Linked DNA regions of Homo sapiens: regions 2, 3 and 4 are each linked to region 1. A link is a contact called in ENCODE Hi-C or POLR2A ChIA-PET data. All regions are on one chromosome and are shown on one strand. Each heading gives the region's core, a stretch centred on a gene start or an enhancer-like site at or near the end of the contact. The rest is flanking DNA. Distances are from core to core; before and after follow the strand shown.

The links. Hi-C counts contacts between places; a loop is a spot of excess contacts on that map. ChIA-PET counts read pairs that join two places held with the same protein, here RNA polymerase II (POLR2A). Pooled maps may share reads with other maps.
Region 2: a loop to region 1 is called in a map of naive thymus-derived CD4-positive, alpha-beta T cell, with 23 times the contacts of the local background. The contact joins the promoter of DPCD here to the promoter of ACTR1A in region 1. A Hi-C loop is called at or near these places in 1 of 168 maps with a recorded cell type or tissue (naive thymus-derived CD4-positive, alpha-beta T cell), 1 of 37 single-sample maps with no recorded cell type and 6 of 50 pooled maps.
Region 3: a map of naive thymus-derived CD4-positive, alpha-beta T cell shows a loop between it and region 1 (15-fold over the local background). The contact joins the promoter of FBXW4 here to the promoter of ACTR1A in region 1. A Hi-C loop is called at or near these places in 1 of 168 maps with a recorded cell type or tissue (naive thymus-derived CD4-positive, alpha-beta T cell), 1 of 37 single-sample maps with no recorded cell type and 7 of 50 pooled maps. POLR2A ChIA-PET finds 5 or more read pairs at or near these places in 1 of 52 experiments (common myeloid progenitor, CD34-positive).
Region 4: a pooled map shows a loop between it and region 1 (2.5-fold over the local background). The contact joins the promoter of KCNIP2 here to the promoter of ACTR1A in region 1. A Hi-C loop is called at or near these places in 2 of 168 maps with a recorded cell type or tissue (B cell and naive thymus-derived CD4-positive, alpha-beta T cell), 2 of 37 single-sample maps with no recorded cell type and 14 of 50 pooled maps.

The regions. Positions count from the first base shown.
Region 1 is chr10:102,496,915-102,503,961 of GRCh38, forward strand. ACTR1A (actin related protein 1A) reads right to left here and starts at 5,798. Exons shown (of 11, transcript NM_005736.4): 1 at 5,686-5,798. The coding sequence starts at 5,733. It also overlaps a transcript of SUFU not described here. RefSeq lists enhancers at 3,782-4,282, 5,677-5,776 and silencers at 6,127-6,196, 6,874-7,047.
Region 2 is chr10:101,584,206-101,591,252 of GRCh38, forward strand. DPCD (deleted in primary ciliary dyskinesia homolog (mouse)) reads left to right here and starts at 4,116. Exons shown (of 6, transcript NM_015448.3): 1 at 4,116-4,195. The coding sequence starts at 4,132. It overlaps POLL (DNA polymerase lambda), which reads right to left and starts at 4,052. Exons shown (of 9, transcript NM_001174084.2): 1 at 3,617-4,052; 2 at 3,041-3,201; 3 at 1,657-1,951; 4 at 1,111-1,273; 5 at 397-714. The coding sequence starts at 3,155. RefSeq lists enhancers at 3,692-3,971, 4,072-4,401.
Region 3 is chr10:101,690,780-101,697,826 of GRCh38, forward strand. It overlaps FBXW4 (F-box and WD repeat domain containing 4), which reads right to left and starts at 4,391. Exons shown (of 9, transcript NM_022039.4): 1 at 3,602-4,391. The coding sequence starts at 4,326. RefSeq lists an enhancer at 3,071-3,150 and silencers at 3,461-3,920, 4,201-4,250, 4,281-4,560.
Region 4 is chr10:101,839,669-101,846,715 of GRCh38, forward strand. KCNIP2 (potassium voltage-gated channel interacting protein 2) reads right to left here and starts at 4,132. Exons shown (of 10, transcript NM_173191.3): 1 at 3,828-4,132. The coding sequence starts at 3,900. It overlaps ARMH3 (armadillo like helical domain containing 3), which reads right to left. Exons shown (of 26, transcript NM_024541.3): 26 at 5,931-7,047. RefSeq lists silencers at 169-358, 4,105-4,354 and an enhancer at 3,644-4,149.

The sequences.
Region 1 (7,047 bases), core at 4,548-7,047:
ACGCCTATAATCCTAGCACATTGGGAGGCTGAGGCGGGTGGATCCTTTGAGGCCAGAAGTTCGAGACCAGCCTGGCCAACATGGCAAAACCCCGTCTCTACTAAAAATACAAAAATTAGCTGGGCATGGTGGTGCATGCCTGTAGTCCCAACTACTCGGGAGGCTGAAGCAGGAGAATCGCTTGAGCCACGGAGGTGGAGGTTGCAGTGAGCATCACTGCACTCCAGCCTGGGCCACACAGCAGACTCCATCTCAGGAAAAAAAAAAAAAAAAAAAAAAGAATGTGGGAGAGGGAAATGGGCAGGAATGTAGTTGAAAAGATTGGCCAAGAGTTTGATAACTGTTACAGCTAGGTGAACGTATGGATGTTCCTTACACTATTCCTTCTCCTTTGTATGTTTGAAATTGCTATAATAAAAAGAGATAACAGTAGGATGATAGCACTTAAGTAAACTTTCAAAACACAAACAGCACACTCCCCTGCCAAACTTAAAATGCATATGCACATAAAATCATGGATGGATCTAGGCATGGTGGCTTGCTCCTCCTATACTCCCAGCTACTTGGGAGGCTGAGGCAGGAGGTTTGCTCGAGCTCAGGAGTTTGAGGCTGCAGTGAGCTACGACTGCAGCACTGCACTCTAATCTGGGTGATAGAGTGAGACCTCATCTCTAAAAAAAATTTAAAAACAAATAATAATTAAAAATTAAAAAAAATCATAGGTGGAAAGGAGCACAATTTTTTTTTTTAAAGAGATGGGGGTCTTGCTGTATTGCCCAGGCTGGCCTTGAACAACACAATTCTCCTGACTTATCTTCCAGAGTATAAAAGGAGGACAATTTTATGATGATGGTTGTTTTGCGGATTATTTGTAAAACAGAGAGAAAGGATAGGGTTGCCAGGCACAGTGGCTCATGCCTGTAATACCAGCACTTTGGGAAGCTGAGGTGGGAGGACTGCTTCAGCCCAGGAGTTCTAGATCAGCCTGGGGAACACAGGGAGACCCCATTTCTACAAAAAAAAAAAAAAAGGCTGAGCAGGTGGTACACGGCTGTAGTCCCAGCTACTTGGGAGGCTGAGGTGGGAGGATTGCTTAAGCTTGGCAAGCTGAGGCTGCAGTGAGCTTTGATTGTGCCAATGAGCCCCAACCTGGGCAACAGAGTGAGACCTTGTCTCAAAAAAAAAAAAAAGATAGGGTTGTGGAGGGGTACAAAGAGTCTTCAATTATATCTGTAATGTTTTATTTCCTTAAAACATGAAGGTGGATGGGAACACTAAAGCAAAAAAAATACTGAAGCAAATATGGCAACATCAATATTTACTAAATCTGGGTAGTAGACACATGCTACCTGGGTGCTTGTTATATACCACACCGAATTTTTCTGTGTGTTTAAAGTATCTCTCTCTCTCTTTTTTTTTTTTTAAAGGGGGCTGAAGCAGCACAACATCCAAAGCAAAACAAACAAATGCTTAGCTTATTGTTGAACTTCTGAAGAGCCTGCATTTAGGTCCATATAGTCACAAAGACAGTTTTAAGTTTGACAGGAATGTTGATCCATTTTAGGTTCAGGCAAAACTGTAAACTTAGAGTTTTTTTGTTTTTGTTTTTAAATAGGCTGGAGTGAGGTGCACGATCTCACTGCAGCCTCAAACTCCTGGGCTCAAGTGATTCTCCCATCTCAGCCTCCTACAGGTGCATGCCACCAAGCAAGCCTGGCTAATTTTTTTTTTTTTTTAAAGTAGAGATGAAGTCTCACTATGTTGCCCAGGCTGGTCTCCAATTCCTGGGCTCAAACGATCTTCCAGCCTTGGCTTTCCAAAATGCTGGAATTACAGGAGTAAGCCACCACATTTGGCCTGGATCTTAGGAAAAATTTGAGTTTCAGAATAAACATAGTATTCTGATCAAAGTGTAGTCCTCAAAATGTGGCCTAGGAGCTGCTCCTATCTTACACTATTCTCTATGTCTTTGGGAAGAAATGACTTATATTTGGTTTTAAAAAATATCTATCATCATAAAGCTTCTTGGGTGATTAAAAAAATACCTATCACTTTATTGTTGTCATTAAAGCACACACCTACCTGCCCCTCCATTTTCCTCATTAAATTCTGATGAAATGACTTGATGCCAGAGTAAGATGAAAGACGTGGTCACAATTGTCTTATGATTGGGAAAGGCTGTGAACTTAATGGGGCTCTTTCCCTGCTTTCTTTCTCCTGCATTCTTTTGATTATACTCTTCTGCCCATAAATAAAGTGTAGCAACATGTTAAGCTATGGAGTTAACATAGCTAGTGATACATTATTCTCATTATATGTAATAAGTTGTCTCAGGTATTTCAAATAATGTTTCCTATACATCTACCATCTTGAAAATAATAAAAACAAAATGACCCCCCAAATGTTAAACAACAAGGACTACCTGAGACCGCACATGTAAAAATGTGGCAGATTTTCAGCAAATACTAATAGGAAAATGACTTAAGTTTCTCCTACTTCACCTTTTGGCAGAAATACTGGCATAATAAAGGACATGTTTTCCCAGAGGGGGAAAAAAAAGACAAGTCAATTCTTTAAATCTTGAAACTAAAAATGCATCACTGCTGTAATGCATTTCGAAACATACTACCAGGAAAGAGAAAGAAAAAAATTAAGACGCATTAGTGTAAGTGATATTAAAGAAAATGGCCGGAGATGGAACTCCTGCCTAGCAATTCAAGAAGCAAAGGAGCTGGTGGGATAGACAGGTTGTTCCTTCTGCATTGCTGATGAAAACAGGAAATTGAATTTCTATATATTTTTCCTTTTTACAACTAAGAAAAAGGCAGAAGAAGCACAAAGAGCCTGGCTAAAGACAGAAATCGTAGTGCTCTCTGAAAATCAACATCAAGAACAAAAAGTCCTACTCAATTATCTGCAGTAACTAACTAGAGAAAACTCCCCATCTTTTCTTTATTTAGGAATATCTTTGTTACTTTGATAGAGATATTCAGTCATTCATCCAATCACCCATCAATCCAATGAAAAAACATTTATTGAGCACACAGAGGTGCCAGACCCTAGGTATACTGTGTGTGTGTGGAGAGAAGTGGGTGAAGTGAGACTAAAGGAATATCATCTTTCTTAAATTTTTTTTCCCAACACCACTAAACCTGTGGGAGAATATCATCTTTTTCCACAAGGATTTAATAGTCTAGTGAGGGAGACAAAAAGATCCTCTCAAAAATGAAGTATCTGGGCTGGGTGTGGTGGCTCATGCTTGTAATCCCAGCACTTTGGGAGGCCAAGGCGGGTGGATCATTTGAGGTCAGGAGTTCAGGACAAGTCTGGCCAATATGGTGAAACCCCATCTCTACTAAAAATACAAAAATTAGGCCGGGCGCGGTGGCTGACGCCTGTAATACCAGCACTTTGGGAGGCCGAGGTGGGCGGATCACGAGGTCAGGAGATCGAGACCATCCTGGCTAACACGGTGAAACCCCATCTCTACTAAAAATACAAAAAATTAGCCGGGCGAGGTGACGGGCGCCTGTAGTCCCAGCTACTCGGGAGGCTGAGGCAGGAGAATGGCGTGAACCCGGGAGGCGGAGCTTGCAGTGAGCCGAGATCGCGCCACTGCACTCCAGCCTGGGCGACAGTGAGACTCCGTCTCAAAAACAAACAAACAAACAAACAAACAAACAAACAAACAAAAATTAGCCAGGCGTGGTGGTGCACATCTGTAATCCCAGCTACTTGGGAGTCTAGGCTGGAGAATCTCTTGAACCTGGAGGCGGAGGCTGCAGTGAGCTGAGATCGCACAATTGCACTCCAGCCTGGGTGACAAAGCGAGATCCTGTTCCCTCCACCCCCCCACACCAAAAAAAGAGGCGTCTCTGCCAGGCACGGTGGCTCAGGCCTATAATCCCAGCACTTTGGGAGGCCAAGGTAGGAGAATCGCAACAGCCCAGGAGTTTGAGACCAGCCTGGACAACATGGTGAAACCCTTCCTACAAAAAATACAAAAATTAGCCAGGGGTGGTGGCGCGTGCCTGCAGCCCCAGCTACTCGGGAGGCTTAAGCGGGAGGATCACTTGAGCCCAGGAGGTTGAGGCTGCAGTGAGCTGTGATCGCGCCACTGCATTTCAGACTCAGCAACAGAGCGAGACCCTGTCTCCAAAAAAAAAAAAGAAAAAAAAAATGAGCTGTCTCATTGAGCTCAATCCTGCCCCTTTCTAAGGGGGAATAATAAAAACAAAATACCCATGGAGAGAAGGAAAATTTAATGAAAACAACAACAAAAATATATTGGAAAAAGCAAGCAACTTGGAACTGGATCTTAGTCTGATGACTGGCTCCTCAATTCCTAAACTGGATGGTTTGAAATCTGTTATTTAACATCCCTGCATACACTGGGGATAGTAATTCCTATCTACCTAACAGAGCTGAAGCTTAAACGAGAACATTGTAATATGCCTAAGGTCCCAAGAGCTGAATCAACAAAGGGAATCTGACAGAGTCAGCTTACAACAGAGGGAACTGGTAGTTTTGCCTCAATGGAGGGACCTACAAGGGACACAGACAGGGATCAATCTCTGTGGGACCAAAGCTTTGAATCGAAGGCAGAAATGCAGTCGTTTTACAATTTTCTCCTTTCCCCCCAAAATAAGAGCAGTATTTAGATTCTTTCTATTGGTCAATATTGATGCTTCTGCATGGTGGTGCTGGCAAAAGGGATGACGGATAAAGTACTGGATTTAGGGCACCTCTGCTATGTGACCTTGGGCTCACGTTACGTCTTCGCGCTTCAGTTTTCTCATCGGTAACACGAAGATCAAAGTTCCTTTTAAACTATGCGTCCAGTTTTTGTGAGGATCCAACTCGAATGTATGTGAAAACGCCCTGGAAGCGCTAGAGCGCCAGGCAAATATTAAGTTTGGTAATTTTTTCCCCGTAAGAACTAGGCGTTCCAAAGAGGAGGACAACCTCTCTGCTTCCTTTGTCACTCTCCTTTCTTCTCGACCTTTACCAACTTTGTAATTTATAATCACAGTAATAGCTGACATCCTACAGCGGTTTCTGGCACCAGATTCTCGGGCCCCACCCAGATCCACACCACCAAGCCGCAGCGCCGGCTGAGACCGAAGGAAAACTTAGCCGTTCTCCACCCGCGGGCGGGCACTCGCCTCTAGGCCCCACCACCCAGAGTCCCGGAAGCCAATCCCCACAGCCCTGGAGCACTGCCCCGCCCCTTCAAGAGGGAAAACAATATGGCGGCAAGGAAGAATGGCAGGGGCGTGAGCCAATCACCGCAGAGGCCTAGCCTCATCCGGCAAGGCTAAGAGGCGGTATCATTGGCTAAGATGGACAGCCAGAGCAACCAATAGAGCGATCGGAAATGGGGGAGAGGGCGGGCGACGGGAATCTCACACAGCGGTTAAGGCCCCTAGAGCCAAGGGCCCAAGGACTGGCTTGGACTATAACTCTTTCCTTTATCCACTCCAGAGTTCTCCATCCCACTTTTGCTGGCTGGCCGCCTTGCCTGCGGACTATGTGATAAGGGGAGGAAGGAGGCGGCGGTGGCTGAACGCGCCTGACAGGCCGGGCCAGTGACAAAGAGCCGGCGGCTCAGGCTGAACCCCGGGAAGCGATCCTTTCGAGGAGGAGAGCCCAAGTCCCCTTATAGATAGGAAAGACGCAACTCACGTTGTCGATCACGACAGGCTGGTTGGCGATCACATCGTAGGACTCCATGGCAGAGGAATCTCTCCTTCTGGGGAAGGAACTGCCCAGCCGGGTCCGCCGCTAGCGCCACTGACACGCATGCGCAGTCTAGCCGCCGGTTCAGGGCGGCGAGGGAGCGGCCCGACCTCGCCTCTGAAGAACTACAATCCCCAGCAAGCTTTGCGCCTGGGTTAGCGATCTAGCTTGCTTTGTTGCCCGCCTAGTTTAAGATTGGGAGTCGCATTTCCAATGCGCAGTACCCTGGGATTTGTGGTCTCCCTAGATTAAACAGCCAGAGACACAGGTTGATGGTCATGTTGCATGCCTGGATCTGTAGTCCCTTTGAAGGAGTTCGCAGTGCATGCTGAGGTATGTAGTCTTCTCGAGTACTTGTCTGTAGTTCGGTTTGGATTGGTCGTAATTCATGGATGTTTGGATTTTGCAGATCAGCCCTGCCACTCCCCCCGACGTTCCCTTAGACAATATAAGGTTCTCATGTTTTTATTTGGGTCTGTAAGACTTTAATAAACATCTCCTAGCACCTCACACTCTAACAAAAAGGAAATGTTAACACACGTACGCGAGAGGACATATTCCTACAACAAAGGAAAACAATTTAAATTGCATAAAATTAGCTTTAAGTTTAAAAACCTGTACATTGTCGTTGCCTTTTGCATTTTCTTTTTTTCTGCATAACAGGCTAACATTGATCCGAAGATTGGCAATTGGAACTACTGGTATAGGTAATCTTTTGGTCATTAAAACATCATCTAAGGGTTTCAGAAACTGCTCGAGTATCTCTTTAATTTTCATAACGAGCTAGAATTGACACTGATGGTTGAGAAAATGGAGGTGAAGAGAGGTTATGTGTCACTGCTTTCAAATGAGCCCAGTGCATTTTTTTCTCTGGATTATGTTCTCCCCCAGCCCCCTTGAAATTTCAGGGACCTTTTTGTCAATAGCCCTAGAAAACATTAGATTTATTATCATCTATTAATACTAACGCCCCATGGATGAATGAATCAATCCATTGTCAGATTTATGTTTAAATCCTAGTTAGCAGCGCGTCAGCAAAACAGTAACAAATCCTTTGTTGGCGCACTTCTCGCTGCTTTCGTGGGACCTTAGCACCTCAGAGGGTGCTCAGCATCTCTAAACTTGGGTTCCTCCTAACACTAGGGGGAGACCAAGAGCCTTGGGACACTCCCAACACAGGGAGGGGAGGCGGGGCCTATTGTCAAGTCACACCTTCCCTGCCTGTGACTGGCACAGACATTAGCCAATGGGTGCTTGGATAGGGTGCGCCGGCGCCCCGCCCCCCTTAGCGCCCCGCCGCCCCGAGGC
Region 2 (7,047 bases), core at 2,866-5,365, 910 kb before region 1:
AAGGGCTCATGGCTGTAATCCCAGCACTTTGCAGGGCTGAGCCGAGGGTAGATTGCTTGAGCCCAGGAGTTCAAGACCAGCCTGGGTAACACGGCAAAACACCATCTCTGCTAAATAAATGAATAAATAAATAAATAAACAAAATTAAAAATAAAAAACTTTTAATTATGTTAAAAAATTCAAAAGTAGAGAGATCCATATAACCCCCAAGTATCGTACATCTCCCAGCTTCAACAACTATCAAGATTTTGCCAATCTGCTTTCATCAATTTTCCTTTTTTTTCTTTTGTGCAAGTCCTAGACCCCATAAAATCTTCACCACTGTACCTGAACCCCACTGGGGTTACTAACCACTGGCCAGTAAAGACCCCTCCTCCCACTCTAGCCCCTGGGTACCTGGTACGAGGTGACAGGCTTATGGAAGCTCTTGAGGGCATTGATGGCCTTGGCATAGCCCAGGGCCCTCCACTTGTCTCCCTGAACACTGTAGGCTTTGGCCAGAACTTCCAGCTTCTCTGTGATATGGAGGTTGTGATTGGTCGCCTTCTGGCTTGAGGGCTGTGCACAGACCCACTTATCCAGGACAGCAGGGGCTGGGCTAGGCTCACAATCTCCCTCAAGGGAGGTGGGGTAGTGGCCACTGATGAGGGCTTCCAGATCAGCTGCACTAACCTGGGTTTCTTCCCCATCACTGGCTTCATCATCAGAGATGGGCTTGGGATAGAGAAGAAAAGAAAACAATAAATTCTTGTTCTCCAAGAGAAGGGATCCTTAAAGGTGGGGGTCATCTTCTTTGTGCGGGGGGAGGGTCTTCTAGTCAGACCTAAGAATGAGGCGGGGCCTTCTGCATCAGACTTGGATCTCCTTGGGTGTGAGGCCACGTTCCCTTTGGCTCCACGCAGTGCCTAGCCCTAGGATCCCCAGTGGTATGTGTTAGATATGGCCTAGATAAATGCAGCAGTGATGAGTGTTGGGAAGAGCTAAATGGCTTCACAATAGAGCCCTCCTCTCTCAGGGGCCTGGGACTTTCTGAACAGCCACCAGGCCCACCCCATTTCTGTGATCTGCTTCCTAGGGGAAGGGAGTTCTGAGGGATGGGAGGCTCCTGACCTGGGCTTGGGTGTTTGGTGCCTCTTTTGCCTTTTGGGGAGGAGACACAGGCCTGGTGGGAGGAGGAGGAGGAGAAAGGGCTGTCTGAAGCAGGGCCTCATGGGTGCCAGGAGGAATAGAAGCATCCTGCTCTGCCTTGCTGGGCTGTGGATGGTCCAAGTACCTGTGGGGATGGTGATGGGAGGTTAAGACACCAAAGGTCTCACCCTGTATCTGTCCCCAGTCCTTCTGTACTCTGAAATACTTGGTTTCCCAGTGTGTCCAATTAAGAAAACGAGTTTTTTGAGGTTTTTGGAGTTTCTCTTGAGACAGGGTCTTGCTCTGTCACCCAGGCTGGAGTACAGTGGTACGATCAAGGCTCACTGCAGCCTTAACCTCCCTGGCTCAATCAATCCTCCCACCTAAACCTCTTATAGCTGGGACTACAGGCACACCCCACCATGCCTGGCTAATTTTTTAATTAATGATAGTTATTTTTAATAATTCAAGAAAAGAGCTCAAGATGCTACTAGAAAACATTTGAAAAAAAGACTGGGATCAGCCCACCTACTGGGGATGAAGATGCTGAATCCAGCTACATCCACCAGCCTCCTCTCCTGAAGGCACAAGCTCAGCCAGGCTGACTTCACCAGCTGAGCACCCGGGGGCAGCTGGGGTAGTCTGAGAAGGCGGAGGGCTCGCTCATAGTCCATGCCTTCATCCACCACAATGTGAGTGACACCTGGGCCCTGGGCAGGGCATAGCTGGCCGCCATGCTGAACAATCTGCTTCTCAAAGAGTTCTGCCCGGGCTCGTCCAATGCCAGTGCGCACAACATGGGCCCGAAGGGAGCTCAGCCACTCTGTGGAAGGAACATCCAGATGACTACTGTTGTAACTTTTTAATTTTTATCTGCCACCCCCTGGCCACGACATAACTTCTAACATGATCTGAATGACGTGTTCACAGTCCCCTACCCTGAAAATAAGCATTTCCCTTCCATCCAGACAGCTTTCCTTCTACATATAGCAAATTTTCTCACAGGCCAGCACTTGAATGTAAGGGACAAGGATTTTCATACGTCCTGTTCCTTGGTGCAATCTAGAAGTGTCTGGCACATTGTAAGTAACCTGTAAATATTTGTTTAATGAATGCCTCCTCCCTTCTTACTTTGTTTTTTGTTTGTTTGTTTTGTTTTCTTTTGTTTTGTTTTTGTTTGGAGACAGTCTCACTCTGTCGCCCAGGCTGGAGTACAGTGGCATCGTCTTGGCTCACTGCAACCTCCATCTCCCGAGTTCAAGCGATTCTCATGCCTCAGCCTCCCGAGTAGCTGGGATTACCGGCGTGTGCCACCATGCCTGGCTAATTTTTTGTATTTTTAGTAGAGACAGGGTTTCGCCATGTTGCCCAAGCTGGTCTCGAACTCCTGAGCACAGGTGATCTGCCTGCCTCGGCCTCCCAAAGTGCTGAGATTACAGGCAAGAGCCACCGCGCCCAGCCTCTCTCCATACTTTGAATCCTTTATCATTTATTCTTTCAACAAAGCGCGTTTCTTGCCCTTACAGTCTGACAGACCCGACAACCCTGCCTCCAAAGCCTCTGCCATTTATTTGCCAATTTGGCTGCAAAACAACTAACAACAAGCCTGGGTAATGGAGGGGGGTTTCTGTCCCAGTCCTCAGGGCAAAAATTATACTGGTCATTCCCTGAGGGCCCAGGGAGTCTTTTCTGATGGATAGAGGTCTTCGGGTAGAAAAGAAGGTAACACAGCAAATAGCCTGTCCAAGACCCAGGACCAAGCTTAGCACAAGGTAGATACAAACAGACCTGCAGGCCCTGGACAGGCAGAGTCAGCTCCAATATCTGATTCTGGACATAAACAACGTAGGGCTGAAGCACATGAAGGCTGTGGGTTCAAGCACACGAGGGTTCTGAGACTGGGTCAGCTCACCTTCTGCTTCTTCTCCCTCTTCCCTCCTAGGAATCTTTGCAAGTACTTTTGATGATGCATCAGCATGAATTTTCTGCCGCTTGGGAAATGCCTTCAAGATACCCCTGGGATCCATTGAAGTATGGCTGGATCCCGGCCTATTGGAGCGTTGGTCAGGGCTGCTGCACGTGGAAATCCAGAATTGAGGCCCTCCAACCCCTTTGCCTATGGAGGTAGGGTCTTTCCTGACCAGGCTTTGGGGGTAGCAGCCCAGTTTGGGGAAGCGGGTCGGGGGAGGGGGTCTCTTCAAACCCGGTTAAACTTCAGTGGTTTAGCCTAGCTTCACACTCCCCAGCCTTTCGAAGTTGGAGTATTACGGGAAATGAGGGGAAGGCTGGTGCCATCGGGGGTACTTTTGAGGAGTAGGAAACGACACCATTCCTCAGAGGGGTTGCGCTAAAGATTCAGCACAGCCCTGCTGCGGCCCACTTCGAAGGGCTTTACCAAATGGGATGCTGGGCTAGGAAATGGAGCTTTAGGGGATGGAGCGGAGCCTGGGGAGGACCTGCACATAAACCCCACATACTATTTCTCTACCTCCAACACAGACTCGCAGAGGAAGGAGGAGGACTTTCGGGGGTGAGTGGGAACGCCCTGCACCTGTCCTGGTCTCAGCCTCTCGACATGGGGGTGCTCAGCGCCGCAGCTGCGGGGAGATGGGGCACGGCCGCAGCAGGTGTGGGGAGCCCTCCGGGAATGGAGGAGTCTCGCAGCTGCGGGTGAAGTCCCGGGCAGGTGCGGTGTACTCGCCGTGTACGCAGCTGGCGCAGGCCAGGGAATCCCAGCTCGGGGCTAGAAGAAAGCTGGAGTGCCCGACCCCGGCCCCAAGAGTCTCTCCAACCCCCAGAGTCGGTCCCCGGGTGGGGTCGACTACTGGCCAAGCTAGTCACCCGGGGGTGGGCAGGAATAGACCACTTACCAGCAGAGCCAATGAGAGCGGACGAAGGGGGGAAGGAGGGCAAATGGCCAGAATAGCTTCCGAGTCAGCCGGAAGTGACCCTCTGGAACGGTTGCCATGGCAGCGGCTGGGCGTGCTGCTTAGCAGGGGAAAGATGGCGGTGACGGGCTGGTTGGAGAGTCTGCGGACAGCCCAGAAGACTGCGCTGCTGCAGGACGGTAACTCGAGGGTCCCCACGGGCTCCTTCGTTTTTTTCCCTCAGGGTCCGGCCCTCCGGGAAGGGCCTCAGGGCCTGGGTCGGCAGAGCTGGAAGGGTCTCGGCGGTCAGCCGGGCCAGGTCCTGCATTTGCAGATGAGGAGACTGAGGTTCACAGAGATGACATGACTGGAACACATGTCTCCGGACACCCCTTAGATTCCTCTACACCATCTCGCTCCGCTCTGATTTCTGTTGCTAATATAGTAATTTCTTTTACATTCATTATCTCATTTGCTCCTCACCACTGTCCTGAGAGGCTAATTTTCACCCCGTTTTACAGAAGAGGAAACTGAAATCCAAGAATGTTTTAGACTTTAGAGAGGAGAGAGGCCTGGGCTCTAGTTCCGACTGTGCCATTAATTCACCACGGGCGCTTCAGTCGGCTCCTTTACTTGTTTGGGCCTCACTTTCCTCATCTATAAAATGAAGTGGATGGACTACCATTGTTATCTCTGAGGTCCTTTCCAGCTGTAATATTTTTGTTAAGTGAACTTCTAAATATTTTCTGTGTCTTTAGGGGAGCTAGAGCAAGAACCAAGGGCTGTGCCTGGAAGAAGTGGGCACAGGGGCATGGATACCTAACTTTTCCCCACCCTAGGATTGGCCGATGCCGGCCCCTTTGTGCACTTGGGTCCTTTCTGGACCCACTGGGTAGCCAGGATGAATTGCGTCTGAAGTTCCTGAGGCTTTCAAGATAACAACTGGTGACTCATGTTCACAGGCAGGGGCCAATCAGGGAAGCCTGGAGTTTGTGGAAATTAAAATCATTTACTCGTTCGTGCAACATTTAGGAAGACTTTTACTATGTGCCAAGCTCTAAACTAGAACAGAAAGAAAAAGATATGTTGTCCCAGGACTCAGAGTGGTTGGGAAAAACATGTACTTAAATAATAAGAAGCGTTAAATAGAGGTTGTAGTCTTGTATAAAATGGTAGGAAAGAGTGAAGGTGTAAGTGACATCTCTTTGGAGGAAGACCCAACAGAAGTGATGATGTTTCTGGGTCCTAAAGAATTAATAAGGTCAGGCACAGTGGCTCACGCCCGTAATTCCAGCACTCTGGGAGGCCAAAGTGGGCGGATCATTTGAGCTCAGGAGTTCGAGACCAGCTTGGGCAACATGGCCAAACCTCATCTCTACAAAAAATACGGAAATTATGGCCGGATGTGGTGGTTCACGCCTGTAATCCCAGCATGTTGGGAGGCCGAGTGGGCGGATCCCTTGAGGCCAGGAGTTCGAGACCAGCCTAGCCAACATGATGAAACCACCCCATCGCTACTAAAAATACAAAAAAATTAGCCAGGTGTGGTGGTGCGCACCCGTAATTCCAGCTACTCTGGAGGCTGAGGCAGGAGAATCGCTTGAACCCGGGAGATGGAGGTTGCAGTGAACTGAGATCACACCACTGCATTCCAGCCTGGGTGACAGAGTGAGTGAGACTGTGTCTCAGACAAAAAAATAAATAAGCCGTGCATCATGGCACATGCCTGTAGTCCCAGCTACTTGTGGTGGCTGAGGCCAGAGGATCGCTTGAGCCAGCGAGGTAGACGCAGCAGTGAGCCGAGATCATGCCAGTGCACTCCAGCTTGGGCGACAGAGCGAGACCCTGTCTCAAAAAAACTGGAAAAAAAAAAAAAAAAAAGAATTAATAGGCGTTTGCTGAGTGAAGAAGAGGGGATAGCTATTCAAAGAACAACTCACATATAAGGACCCTATGTGAAGGTGTGAAGGTACGTGCCTGATTACTAGAGGAATAACAAAATGTTTAGTAATGTTAAAGCAGTCACTCAGTCAGAACAAACCACCTATAACTATGTCAGGTACTATTCTAGGTGCCAGGATGGAAGCGAGAATAAAAAGGTCCCTTTTCTCAAGGAGCAATGAGGGGAAGTTGTGGAAAATGAAGAGAGATGACAGATAAGTTGGGACATATTGTGATAGATCTCTTATGCCTTGCTAAAGATTTAGGACATTTTCTCATAGGACAGTGGTTTTTGTTTTTATTGTGGTAATAAATACATAACAGAATTTAGCATTTTAATCATTTTTAAGTGTACAGTTCTGTGGCATTAAGTACATTCACATTGTTGTGCAACTATCACCACCATCTTCAGAACTTTTTAATCTTTCTCAACGGAAATTCTTTTTTTTTTTTTTTTTTTAGAGACAGGGTCTTGCTCTGTCACCCAGGCTGTGGGGTACGATCATAGCTCACTGCAGCCTTGAACTCCTAGGCTCATGTAGTCCTCCCACCTCAGCCTCTTGAATAGCTGGGACTACAGGCATGTGCCACTACACTCAGCTCAAGTGAAATTCTGTACCCACCAAATGCCAACTCCTCATTCCCTCCTCCTCCCATCCCCTGGCAACCACCATTCTACTTTCTGTCTATGAATTTGACTGCTCTAGGAACCTCGTCTAAGTGGAATCATACAATATTTGTCTTTCTGTAACTGGTGTATTTCACTTAGTGTAACGCTTCAAGGTTCATCCATGTTGCCACAGTTGGATACTTCCAGCTGTGCCATTAATTCACCACAGGATCTCTAGTTGGCCCCTTTACTTGTTTGGATCCTTTCCAGCTGTAATATCGTTCATAAAGTAAACCTCTAAATGTTCCCTGTGTTTTTAGGGGAGATAGAGCAAGGACCAAGGGCTGTGCCTGGAAGAGGTGGGCACAGAGGTATGGATATTGTAGCATGTGTCAAAATTTTGCTCCTTTTTAAGGCTGAGTGATATCCATTGTATGTCTACACTGCATTCTGTTTATTTATTCATCTGTTGATGGACACCTGGGTTGCTTCCACCTTTTG
Region 3 (7,047 bases), core at 3,141-5,640, 810 kb before region 1:
TGTCATGTTTCCAAAAACATTCAGGACAGGTGAGAGAAACGAAGCACAGTGCGTGTGTGTGCGTGTTCTTCCCTTTGTCTTTAGTCAGCACCTCTAAGTCAAACCATCCCCACTTTTGCTATATACAGACTAACTAGAGGAGAACCCAAACAATTAAAAAGTTCCGTTTTACAATTTATTGTGTGCTTACTATGTGCTTAATGCTGTACTAGCCAGCATTCTACACTTAAGCCTCATTTTACCAGGCAAGGTTATTCCCATTCTTTATAGGTAATAAAACCTAGGGCCAGTGAGGTTATGTGGCTTCTGGTCAAATCAAGTTTTGTGTAATGCTGATAAAAACTCATCTCACTTATCTAGTCTGCAGTTAATTAGCCCAAAGCAATGAACGACAGCCCTGCCACTATCCAAGCAGCCATACTCTTGCTGTACTTTGGGCCCGGGTTCGCTGACTCCCTAAGTGGACTGGGGTGCATGCCTTCTCCCTCCAGGGATGACAACCACCTCTCTCAGTGGCTTATTAAGTCTCTGCAGCTGTCCAGAAACGGACCACACTGGTAAACATTCTCTCCACCTGCTGTAACACGCATAACTTCTTCCCTCAATCCAGAAAACCCGAGCAGTGACCCTGCTCTTTATCAAGTGCTATGGCAAAATAACTTCCCTAGAAGGCCAGGACACCTTACCCTAGGACATGGGCGAGAAATCAAAACACACATGTCTAATAAATAATAAAGCCATATCATTTGGCAATCTCAAAGCATTTTACACCATAAATTCACTTTCTTTTTTTTTGTTGTTATTATTGCTACAGAATGTAGATTCATTCCCAATATCTCTCTTTTAGAGCATTTGAAAATAAACATCAATTCTTTCATTCATTCACTCAATCTCTATATGAAGAGAGAGAAAGCCAAACTTTGCCTTAGCTAGCTTGGGTTACAGTCACTTTAGACTTCTCTTATAGGTTAACTGATAATATTCTTTGAAAGAGTTATTCTCATGAGAAAGGAAGAGAATAAAAAACTATTTCTGCAGGTGACAAGACTGCATGCCCAAGAAGTCCCAAGGAACCATTATCATGAATACAATCATCCTAGAATAAAAAACCATCAAATTCAAAATTTACAAGAGTAGAGTAATCTTCTACATTCAGTAATACCCAGCCAGAAAACATACTGAAGAGAGTGTATTTGCAATAAAAACGAAATGCATAACATTTTCGGAAATACATAGGAGTAAGTGCAACAACAGATATGTAAGAACTTTATCATGAAAACCACAAAAGTCCTTGAAAAAGTACAGAATTTTTTTTTTTGACAGAGAGTTGAACAGAAGTGTAGAAGTGACACACACACATAAATCCAACAGGATAATCTTACCCTGACAGATTACTAGACTCTATCAAAAAGTAACAATATTTAAAATAGTATGGAAATGGAAAACTGTATCAGTGACACACAATGAAGAGTTCAGATATAGATCCAATATACACACATATATGTCTATGTGTATATACATGTGTATATTATATATAATATATATATAAACTTATTATATGGCAAAATAAGCTGTCCAAAACAAAGGAAAAGAGAATTACTTAACAAAGTTGTAGACAACAATAGTAAGTTGAATTCACCTCTTGCACCAAAAGTGATATTGATGAAAGTGTTAACTATTAAAAAATTAAATTAGGCCAGGCGCCATGGCTCATGCCTGTAATCCCAGCACTTTGGGAGGCCGAGGTGGGCAGATAACCTGAGGTCGGCAGTTCGAGACCAACCTGACCAAGATGGAGAAACCCTATCTCTACCAAAAATACAAAATTAGCTGGGTGTGGTGGTGCATGCCTGTAATCCCAGCTACGCAAGAGGCTGAGGCAGGAGAACCGCTTGAACCCAGGAGGTGGTGAGCCGAGTGCACACCACTGCACTCCAGCCCGGGCAACAAGAGTGAAACTCCGTCTCAAAAAAAAAAAAAAAAAAAAAATCAAATTTGTAAGAAAACCAGTGGGAAACAGATTTATCAGGTCTGTGGAGGAATTATAAATTTCTCAGCTTTGGGGAGAAAAAGAGAAAAAAATCACAAAAGACTGGCAGAGCCTAATAAAGTGTAAAACAGTAAAGTAAAATGAATTGACTGGGAAAAATATCTGGATCAAAGATGACAGACTAGATTCTAACATCTAAGACCCACAAAGATTCCAAATTTATAGGAAAAACAAGAAGACCCCAGTAATAAATGGGCAAAGAGTGGGAAGAGACAGTCTCCCAGGTGAAACAAACACATGGGAATATATTTATCCCAGCCAGTGGTAAAAGAGATGCAAAATAACACAACTTTGGTACCTTAAATGACCACTAAAGTGGCAAAGATTTTCTAAATTCTCACATAAAATTTGTTCACTCTGTGCTGGTCCCACTATAATTTGGTACAGCACCTCTGCAAACCATAACCTTTGCTATAATGCCACCTTGAGACTTTATCCTAAGGAACTGATTTTTAAAAAATATGTATGGTAATGACATGTGACTTATATTTCAGTAAAGCTGTTACTCAAAAATGCATTATTTCATTATTATCTATAATAACAAAAAGCTGAACACTACATGTAAGTTTAATAGTAGAGGGATGTTCTTTAATCTCATTATGCGACAGCCCACAAACATTTACTATGTACCTATTCTGTTAGGATCAGTAAGATAGCAATTATATGTGCAACTGAAAAGGTTTTTAAATGAAAATAATTGTCTAGAGGTGATGGTATTATGGCTTTTTATGTTTTTAAAAACGTTATTTAATGTTGTCATAATGTACTAGAAAGAACTACTTTTTAAAAAATGGGTGGAATAGGGGGCAATCTGAAAGCTCTTATTCCCCCAATTCCCTACATGTTTTTTCCTTCCTATTTAACAGTTTAAGTGGTTCAGAAAAGTTTTTCATTCACAGGTCTCAGACCCTACCAAAAACAGGCCAAATTGCAATACCATGTCTTGTACACATCCTGGACAGACTCCAGCCTCCTGCCTCAAGCAGGCCCCCTTTTTCGTGTCGCTCTGCCTATATGAAGTCATAAACTATGGCTGAACACTGGGACCGAGGGCTTCTCTTAAGGTCCGAGCCCTGAAGCTTAACAACCTTTAGAAAAGGGTAGGGAGGATGAAAGATGAAAGTCCACAAAAATTTATGATAGACCACTTAAGGAACCTGAGTCCTAGACCTGGACTCAAGGAATCGTCCAAAGCACCGTACCAGACTGGCTCCTCTGGGGCGAAGGAACCGGGGCAGCTAAACCTCTGCAAAAACACACAATCGAAAGCTGTAGGGAGTGCCTAAGATGGCTAATTGTGAGGAGCGGCCCACCCGGGAGGGTGCCTACTGAGGGATGCTCTCGGGAGGCTGCCTCAGATGGAGGCCTTGGGGAGGAGGGGCAAAGGGGTCCCCGAGAGTGCTCGGGAAAGGGTGTAGGCGGAGGTCAGGTGTAGGCCTAGAAACTCGGGGTGCGACACGACCCTGGGCCGACCAGGCCGCGGCGCCCCGCCCTTTCCCGGGACGCGGGGCCGGCTCGGGGCGGGGAGCGGGCGGGCGAGCGGACGCTTACAGGTCGGTGCCGAGCCGCGTGAAGCCGGAGTTGAGCGAGGCCCGGGCTATCCGGCGCCAGAGCAGATCGCAGCTGGTGAAGCGCCGCAGCCAGCGGCACACCTGGGCCAGGCGGCCGAGGGCCCGCATGTCCAGGTAGGAGCAGATGAGCAGCAGCAGCTCCTCCGGCAGGCGCCAGAGCGCAGGCCCCGCGGCCGGGCGGGCAGCCGACTCCCGAGCCGCCTCCTCCTCCTCCTCCTCCTCCCCGGCCGCCGCCGCCATGGCCACCCCTGTCCCCGCGATGTCGGCCCAAGCCTGACCCCCTCGTCCCTGTGCTCTTCCCGGCCTGGCGCCCTCCCGCCGCCTAGCCCTGACCCTCCATTCCTCCTTCTTCCCATACTCTCTTCCTTGTGCCTCCTTCCCGGCCCCTGCGCTCCCCTCGACTCCCTTGACGATGCCTCTCGCCCCTTCCTCCACGCTTCTGCCTCCCTCTGCTTCCTCCCTTGGGCATGCCCTCGCTCCCGCGTCAGCCCCCGGCCCGGCTGCCTCCTTCGCCGTCTGCGGCCCGGGCTTCCCTTCCGCCCCGCTTCCTCTTCCGCCTTGCCCCGCTCTCGCTTTTCCCTTCCCCTTCCCCTTCCTTCGCTTCCCCCTCGCCACCCTCCCTTCCTGCAGCTTCCTCGCCTCTCCGCCCTCGCCCTCGCCGGGCCCGCCGTTCCCGGGGGGCCCCGAGCGGCCCTGGCTGCCCATGAGCGGCCGCGGGGCCGGCCCGACGCGGAGCCCAGCCCGAGCCGCCACCGCCGCCGCCCCGGGAGGAGGCGACACCATGTCGGACCGGGTCACATGGGGCGGCGCGGGCCGAGCCCTGGGCACGCCCCTCACACCTGCAGCCTTGGAGCCACTTCGGGGTGCGGGCTGGGGCCGGGGCGCTGACACCACCCCCGCATCCCCGAGAGCGCTTGGTGGAAGCACAGGAGTTCGCGCTGCAAACACGTGAGGCCGGTTTCAGGGCCCTGCCTGAGGCCACAAGAGGACCCGCTGCCCTCAGGAAGCGGCCATTTGGAGCACCTGCCCTCAAGAAGCCCCTAGTTGGGTGGCCTTGCCCCTCTAGAAGCCCTCCTCTTCCTCGAGTGATGCCTCCTTTCCACGGGCCACATGTGAGGGCCCAACGAATCTGCAGCCCTAGAAGTTGACAGGTTCCATAGCTTAGGTTCTCACACAGGCCCGGAAGCACGGTCCTGGCGTGAGCTTGGGTGTTAGACGTATTTGGGGATTTGCAGTCTTCTAGATCCTGAGTCCATAACTTCAAAAACAGTCATGTATCAGGAAATGGCACAGCTAGGGCTTCTTATCAGTCACCACCCAAGTGCAAGTGGATTCTCCAAGGACTCAGCATCCATTCTTCATACCACCCATTCGATTCACATGGCATTAATCTGAAGGGAGAGCTACTGAGGTCTAGACCTGTGCTGTCCAACAGTGTCCTCCCTCGTCACATGTGGCTGCTGAGCATTTGAAATGTGGCTAATACAAATTGAAATGAGCTATAAGTGAGAAATGCACACCAGATTTTGAAGCCATACAAAAAAAAGAATGCAAAATATCTCATTAATAATTTTATATTGATTACGTGTTGAAGTGTTAATATTTTGGATACGCTGTATTGGGCTAAATACAATATATTTTAATGTAACTACTAGAAAATTTAAAATTATACATGGGACTTGCATTTGTGGCTCGGGTTATTTTTCTATTAGCATTGGGCTAGGCAGTAAAACTTGGAGGAGGGGAGGAAGATGCCAATTTCTGTCTGTTTATCCTGTACTCCAAATCCAGGTAGGAAGGATTGGAGAGTTTTCTTTTGTACTTATCTACATCTTAACACTCATTTTCAGGGAGCAGGGAAGAATAAAAATTGACCCTGAAAATTATTCAACACCTAGCATAGCCAAAGAGAAACCTAGGGAAGCAACTACATTGTATTATGGTGCTGCAAGAAGCATCATGTAACAAGGTCAGACCGGAATCTGGCTTTGCCCTAGAATTACTTTTTGATCTTAGCAAAACAACAACAAAAAGCCCCACCTATCTTGGCCTTTTAGTGTTCTCAATCTGTAGTGGAGATAATGCCTCTGCCTTACTTTCGAGGGATAAATGAGATGATCCCTGTAAAATGCTTTGAACTCCTCTAAGAAAATTCTTAATAATAGTTACAGGTCAAATCCTGTTACAAAAAAATGCCATCCCTCCCCCTCTCCAAATGCAACAAAGACTTTGTGTAGAAAACGATTTCCAAACTCAAGGCAGTGGTTTATTGAAAGCACTATTTTATAGATTTCAATGCGGCCAAAGAATTTAAGCCATGTTTTAGAGATCATTATAAAGAAATTTACTTATTCACAGGTACCATACTGTTAGAAGACTACTAAGGCAGGAATACTTCACATTTAGGTGATGTCATGAGTTCAATATTTATTGATTTTGCTACATTTGTGTACTATGAGCGAATCAAGAAGGAAGACAAATGATATAGCAGGAATATGGTTCCTGCATTTTGTGTTTAGATTTGTGTTAGAGATGTTTGTAATTTCTTACTGTTTGAGTACTTAACTCATTCAGGATACATAGTAAAGCTGAGTAGTTCATCTATATTCTATCTCATTTTTAGTGGAGGCACTAAAACTTCTTTAACCCAACATAAATCAGGATTAAAATCCATAATCATGCAAGTGTAATTTACTTTATTTTCATTAATGGAGAATTTTTTTTTGAGACAGAGTCTGGCTCTGTCGCCCAGGCTGGAGTGCAGTGGCGCAATCTCGGCTCACTGCAAGCTCCACCACCCGGGTTCACGCCATTCTCCTGCCTCAGCCTCCCGAGTAGCTGGGACTACAGGCGCCCGCCACTATGCCCGGCTAATTGTTTTGTATTTTTAGTAGAGACGGGGTTTCACAGTGTTAGCCAGGATGGCCTCGATCTCCTGACCTCGTGATCCGCCTGTCTCGGCCTCCCAAAGTGCTGGGATTACAGGCATGAGCCACCTTGCCCGGCCTTTTTCTTTTTTTTTTTTTTTTGAGACGAAGTCTCACTCTGTTGCCCAGGCTGGAGTGCAGTGGCGCGATCTCGGCTCACTGCAAGCTCCGCCTTCCGGGTTCACGCCATTCTCCTGCCTCAGCCTCCCGAGTAGCTGGGACTACAGGCACCCGCCACCACGCCCAGCTAATTTTTTGTATTTTTAGTAGAGACGGGGTTTCACCATGTTAGCCAGGATGGTCTCGATCTCCTGACCTCGTGATCCGCCCGCCTCAGCCTCCCAAAGTGCTGGGATTACAGGAGTGAGCCACTGCCCCCGGCCCTCATTAATGGAGAAATTAAAGCATCATTTAGCGGTCATCATTAAAGCGGCCGGGCGCATCATTAAAGCGGCCGGGCGCGGTGGCTCACGCCTGTAATCCTAGCACTTTGGGAGGC
Region 4 (7,047 bases), core at 2,882-5,381, 660 kb before region 1:
TCCCTCCCTACCTCTGCGGAGCTCCTAACCCACTTCGCTCACTTTTTGAAGGATCCTGCCCCTCCCTTCCCTTCCTCATCATACCTGGGGACAGCGACCCAGTCACCAGCTGGTAGAGGGATCGCGCTGCCTGCCCCAGCGGGCTCCGGCACCTGCGGGGGCATCGGTTCATGGTTTGGCGGCGAGCTCGGCGTCTAAGCTCCACCCCCAGGCCCCGGGGCGGTCCGGTCTCCGCCCTCACCCGGGTAGGCCCGCGTGGGCGGCGCGGGAGGGCCGGCCCGGCAGGCATAGGATCGAAACCCTGGAGCCTTCCCATGTTCTCCTGGCCGCACGAGAGGAGCTCACCCTGGCCCCATCATGTGAAGCAGCCGCCCCCAAAGTTCCTGGACGGGGGGGGGGGGTGGCGGGGAGGGGCGGCGCGGACTCAGCCTTCTCAGGGAGCATTTTTCTGGGTTCTGGCGGGGAGGCCAGGCAGGCACATGTGGGTTTTGAGAAAAGAGCTGGATGGGGAATGAACCGTATCTTTTATTGCCCCCTTTCAGCCCCCCTTTCTCCGCCTGTCGCACTCCTCCCCGCACCCTGCACCCCGCCCCCACCATTTTGGCATAAAGAGCCGAAGGGGTAAGAGGACAGAGTTGTCATGGCAACTCCCCACACTTCCTGGGCCAATGGAAGAAAGCCAGGAGGAAGGAGAAAGAGGCCAGTGTATTGGGGTGGCAAAGAAGAGGCAGCAGAGTTGTGCCCCACTGCCTTCTGTCTCCTGGCTCCAAATTCCTTGCTCTCATAACTGTTTCTATTTGTGTTTGTCTCGGTGCGGCAGGTTCACAGACTACCACCATACGCTGGCTACAGCCGAATGCTTCGAGAAGAGCCCCCCCCGCACCCCCCCCCCACTTCGGTCCCGCTGCGCCCCTTTCCTGGACTCCGGACTCATCTCTATCAGGTTAGACCCCAAGTAAACACTTCCAGGACTCTCTAACGCCTTAAAATTCCTGGGAAAGCCTACGGGAGAGATATAGTCCCGCTCTTTCGACTGGGATCCCGCATGATTGGTTGAAAACCCTACATTTAAGTGGTGAGAATGACCTCCTAACTCTGGGCAAATCTTGTCCACTTGACGGCGACTATCCCCACCGCAAAGCAGCTCCGTGCGCATGGCTCCTCGCAGCCACACGGGGGCGCCCCCGCCCCGGCAACAATACTCAGGGCCGGAGGGACTCCACTGAGATCCCAGTCGGGGGACCGAGCTCAGGGCTAGCCAGCCAGGCTCCAACCCTCTCCGCATCTTCTCTTGGCCTTTCTCTCTTCCGCTCAGACAGGGCCGCTGCTAAACGCGGCCTTTCCCCTCGGAACCGCACTGCCCAGCGGCCCCGCCGGGCTGGGAAGACCTGAGGGATTAGACAGGGGTCCGGGCGGGGCTCGGACTGTTTTTTGTTTTGTTTTGTTTTCCTAAAGAGTCTCTCCCAGCTCCCTTTTGAGCTTGGGGTGGGAGTGGGGAAGTAAAATGTTCGGAGGTACCCAGGATGCCCTGAGGTGTAACTTTCCAGCTGCTTCCCTGCAAGCCTGATGGGCCGGGAAGACGGGAGCTGCAGACTACCCTAAATCCGATCCCAGGAATCCCAACTGCAGGGAAGGGGAGGCGAAGCCTGGCGCGCGCTTCAGCACCGCGGACAACGACTCCCCTTCATGCTTCAGCTTAGGCATCTCTCAGCGCTCAGAGCTCAGCGCCGCCCGCCCGCCCGGGAGTCTTCGTTGACACTGGCGTCCCAACCCGATTTGTCTCCCGCTATAAAATAAGCCGCCCTTCGAGAGGAGAGCTCCTGGTAGTCCTATTTCTACTTTCCAAGTCGTGTGTGGAGCTATCTACAGCTAGGCTGCTGTAGACCCGGACCACAATTCTTGATACTTGTCAACATTTGACCTTTCCATTTTCCTTGGGAGGTAGGCAGGCAGGCAGGAAGTAACATTCCCTTTTACAGATGAGAAAGGTGAGGCCAAGAGAACAAAAGTCACATAGCTGGTACACTTCCATTCCTGACTGAACTGGGGCAGGGCATCTCCAAATACAAATGCTTCCCCCACCCAATCTCATTCAAATAGCCAAGTGGGGAAGGGATGGTTTCACTAAGGGTGAGAACCCATTAAAGCTGGAAGCAAACACTGACTAATGTGATACTATTGAAGGCCCCTAGGCCCTTACTACTCTCAAGAATCCTAAGCTGGTGATGGGAACAGAATTCATGGAAGAGCTGGACAGTGGGTCCTTTGGATTCCATCCAGCTCTGAGGCACATCTGGCATGGTCTCTCATCTGGGGCCAGCCTGAGTGGCTCCCCTGATCCTGACTAGGGCCTCCCTAGGGACAGTGATGGGGGATGGGGGAAGACACATGCTCAAGGCACCTCATCCTAGTCCCCTCCCCCTTCCCAGGTCTCAATCTCACTCCCCTCAGGAAGGACAAGGATCATGGCCTCCCTCCACCTCCCCAGCTTTGTTTTGGCCTCAGGGAGACAGCCTCCCTCCTCCCACTCTGCTGGCTTTCTAGAGCAGGCTGCACAATGAGAGACACAAACACATACATGGAAATGTACCCAGGGTGACACAGTCACCTACACAAACACATGGCTCTTCCTACCAAACCCAGGAACATGCACATGCACAGATGTACTGGCCTCACATACCTCCCCATGTGGGAAAGAGAGGATGCCCGGGCAGCCAAGTGGTTTGGTGGACATGCAGGACACCACATGGCACTTCCCAGGCCTAGAGCTTCTAGCTCTGTCTCTGGAGGGGAAGGAAGAGGATGTGTTTTCCTGGGGTTTGAGTGAAGTTCTGAAAGGTTTGTTGGGGGTTGAAGGATTCAGTTGTAAGAATAATCTCAGTACATGATTTGGTGTGGGGAGAGAGGGCTGACCCAGCACTAACTAAAGCCTCCCTACAGGGGCCAGGTGCTGGAGCCATAAGGTCTCTTGGAAACCAGACTGGGCAGCTGAACACTAAAGTCCCTCCTTGGGTCCACCTGGGCTATTTGTGGAAAAATTGGTGAAGGAGTGGGGTGTACTAAAGACCCCTATCTGTACCAGGAAGCCAGAGAGGCAGCAGGGATGAGACACGTCATAGACACTCACAGAGCCCCGCTGCAGACATCACCACATGAAAGTACACAACTAGCACTGAACACTAATCTCACAACCACAAAACACAACACAACCTACTTTAACAAATTCTTGCCCAGAGGGCTTATGGTCATGAAGGCTTACAAAGAGACAAGCCACCCTAAAGTAGAGCCCTGACACATTCTGGTAGTTACACACCACTTCATACAGAATTACACACTCACAACACATCGTTGCACATAGAGACACATGGTCAAAACAACTTCATCAGTACAACCAGGGTCCTACGCAAACTCAAACATCTGACGAGACCATACAATTGCACTGCCACATACAATCACACTCACCCTAGCTGTCACCAAGCCCAGGGCACATGGCAACCAGCTGTGGGAGGTGCGCGCGCACACACACACACACACACAGAATGACAGGTGCTCACGCACGTAACACCTCCCACTCCAGACACCCTCTCAGCCCTGTGTCACATACGCCCACACCTGCTGCCTCTCCACACCTGCCTCTTCTGTTCCTCCCCAACCCCTGCGGGACCCAAGGCTTTGAACCCCCAGTGTCCTGCCGCCCAGACCGGCCATAAGAGTGCCTGGGAATGGGGCAGAGTGTGGGTGCGGGCCAGGCCGGGGTCGGAGAGGCGGAAGGGTCTGGAGGAATGGAATCCACCCTCCCTCCCGCGACCCCCACGTCACTGACTCACCCGTGAGCTGGTCGTAGGAGCCGTCCAGGTCTCGGGAATCGGACAAACTCTCCTTGCGGCCCTGGCCCCGCATGGCCCCCGGCGCCCCGCTCCCGCCCGGGCCGTGGGAGGGGGCGCCGGGTGGCCGGGATAGGGCGCTCACACGGCGCCCCCTGGCGGCCTACTGTGCTGTCGGGGCTGGGGAAGTCCGGGCTGAGGCTGAGTCTGGGAATGGGCCCGGGGTCTGAGGTCTACCCGGAGGTCCTGGAGCAGGAGAGGGAACACTAGGCAGCAGGTGAGCGCAGAGCCGGAGGCAGAGCGGAGCTGAGCGCGGAGCCGAGCCGAGCTGCCTCTCTCCTCCCGCCCCCTCCCCGCGGCTGTCACCGCCTCCTCCCCTCTTTGGCGCTGCCGGGATTGGCTCCCCCTACCCCCGCCCCCCACCCTTTGCAGCCCGGGGGAGGCACCCGGTGAAAGGGTGAACTGCAAAGTGCGGGGAAGGAGACTAGCTCCCCAGCAATCTGCCCCTAAAGCAGAAGTCACGGGGCTTGGCGGGGGGGGGGGGTGGGGGAGGAGGAGAGCGCGGGACAGAAGAGCCCCACTGAGAGGAGGAAACCCCGCCCCCAATTCTCAGGCACCCCGTCCCCCTTCGTCAACACAGTTCTGGCTGAGGCAGAGCCTGGGGTATCATATCTGAGTCCCCGCTCCGTTTGTCTCCATGTCAGCCTGTATTTTCTCTGTTGTTCCTCCTCCCGTGTATGCGTCTCTCGTGGTCCCAGACAGTCCCCACCGTGCTTAAAGCAGGTTAGGGATGCAAAGGAAGAGTCAACCCAGCCTCTAATATTAGCAGGCTCATCGTGGGCCAATGGACTACTGTTTCATCTTCTCTCAAGTTCCAGAAGGACCCCAACTCTCACCCACTCCAGGACCCCGTCTCTGGAACCTATTCACTCTCAGGGTGCCTCCTTCACTGATCTAATGAACCCCATAGGCCGACTAGGAAGATAAAAAAACTAGTGAACCAGGTCAGTTTCTCAAGACATCCTTGCTCTTTTGTTCCTCCCCTGCAGCAACTTTTCTGCCCTTCTCTTTTGTCACCTGTCCTGTCCTAGATTCCTTGTTTTCCAGCAGATATGGGGAGCAACTGACAGGTTTGGGGATCCAAGTCAGGATACAGAGTAGGAAAGAAATGCCCTTGTTATGAAACCCCTTCCTTAAGATTAGCTCCTTTCCAAAGGCAGGGCTAGCACGGAAGCTGGGCTGCCTCATCTCCCAGGAATGGATCCTGAGTGTTTTGAGCGTCACAGGTCTGACCTTCCTCAGGATGCTTCCTGGGCTCCACACCCAAAAGCCCCCCAACCCGTTGCTATGAGGATGAGGGGACCTTGTCTGGTGGGTCCAAAGGAGTGACCTGTTAAGACCAAAAACTTTAAAGTGACTCAAGCACACTTAATCTCTTCAATTGGCTTTAATTTCCAACCACTTGATTTAATCAACCCAGCAGGAATTGTGGCGGGAGTTCAGGCCTAAGAGGGGGACAAGTGGCTGAGGGTAAGATTGTCTTTAGGAGCAATGCCCTGCGCTTGGATCTCCCTTGGCTCTGGAGGAGGCTCCACAGACCTGGTATAGAGGCTGGGCATAGAAAGTGCTTGGGCAGCTCCTGTTAAGGTTGATTTCCAGGAGAGAATGGGCACTCTCGTTTGGAGTTCTGGGATAGGTATATGTGAATAAACTGGTCAAGAGAAGGGCCTTTACAATGGAGGGCAAGGAGCCCTCTGCTTAGTGCCCCATGCCCTAGACCTGTCCTCATTCACTTGGAGGAAAGGCTGGCAGGAATCCGTAAGTGGCCAAATGGGTTGGCTTGCCTCCTCAATACCACTAAGTTTGGAGATAAGGGAACTAACTCTCTTCTCCCTCCTTCTACCCAGAGGACAAGAGAGGTTACAGCTCTCCGAACCCAACTGACCTCTACTAGGGCCAGGAGACTCAGAGGAAGGAGGAGAGTTCACAAGGGCAGGTAGGGGTCCCCTAGCCAGATGGCAGCAGCACCTAGGAGATTACCTTACCTCTATCTTTGAGGAATGAGTCTGGGCAACAGAGATTAAGGAAAAAAAAAGCAACACTAAAGACAGTCCCACACAAATCAATTTTTAATAATTTCAACTTGCCACCAGCTCCAAATCCAGCTGCCTTGGGGATTTATCACCAGGGAAAACACTAAATGCCCCAGGCTGAGCTATCCATCCAGTGATCAGATGACCCAGCCTGTGATCTCTTAAGAACCTACATCTACACATGGCAGCCTGTTAGTGGCTTCTCTGGAACTAGTGCATAGCTGCTCAATGTTAGAGCCAGAACTCTGGTTCCCAGGGAGGGCGAGTATCCCAAAGAGATTTGAGGTTAAATGGATGGCAGTCCAGGTGGTCCCAGACATGCTCTCACTGCTGAATTCCTGCACTTACTCCTAGAATATACCAGTGCTGTTTGCTCCCGCCATCCTGAGGGCTTTAGAAAGTGCTTTAAAAAGGGAGGATCTCGAAGCAGCAGCTATTTCAGAGGCAGCTGTTGGGAAAGCCTATAGTGGTTCCATGGAGGCTATCCAAGGGAGGAACCACAAGCCAACTCCCCATAAGTCAGGAGATTTGCCTGTGGCCCCACCCAGAATCTGAGCGGACAGAATGGAGGCCTTATGCATGATGCTCACCTGGCCTGTTTCAGATGGAGGGCACCCTACCCCCAGAAAGTTCTCTCCCTCCCAGGCACTAGACCATGACAGGAATAGATTCCTCCCCAGAGGAAATTCTCAGGCAGGTTGGATGTAAACAACAGCAGGGTAAGGGGGTGGAACACGTGGAGGGGAGCTCAGCAGAGGCAGGAGAGGCTGCCAGAGGAGGGGGGGCTAAGGGAGGTGGGGGAGCTGCTGGAAAGGGAACCAGCAAAGTAGGCACCTTGAGGGCTCCAGAAAGCCTGTCAATGTTTATTTCATACACACCCTAAAGACAGTAAAGCAGATTAGAAATTAAAAGTTAAGGTGGTGACCCTATTGTGCTGATGAGTCAAATGGGCCAGAAGAAGGGGAAAGCTAACGGTACTCCTGGTGCCAAAACTAAAATTCAAAAGGCGGTGACTGGACAGCAGAGCACTGGGCAGATTCTCATCTCCAGTTTTCCCAGAGAAGTCAATTCTGAATTCAGAAAATAGGAAAACTGGCTGGGTGTGGTGGCTCACGCCTGTAATCCCAGCA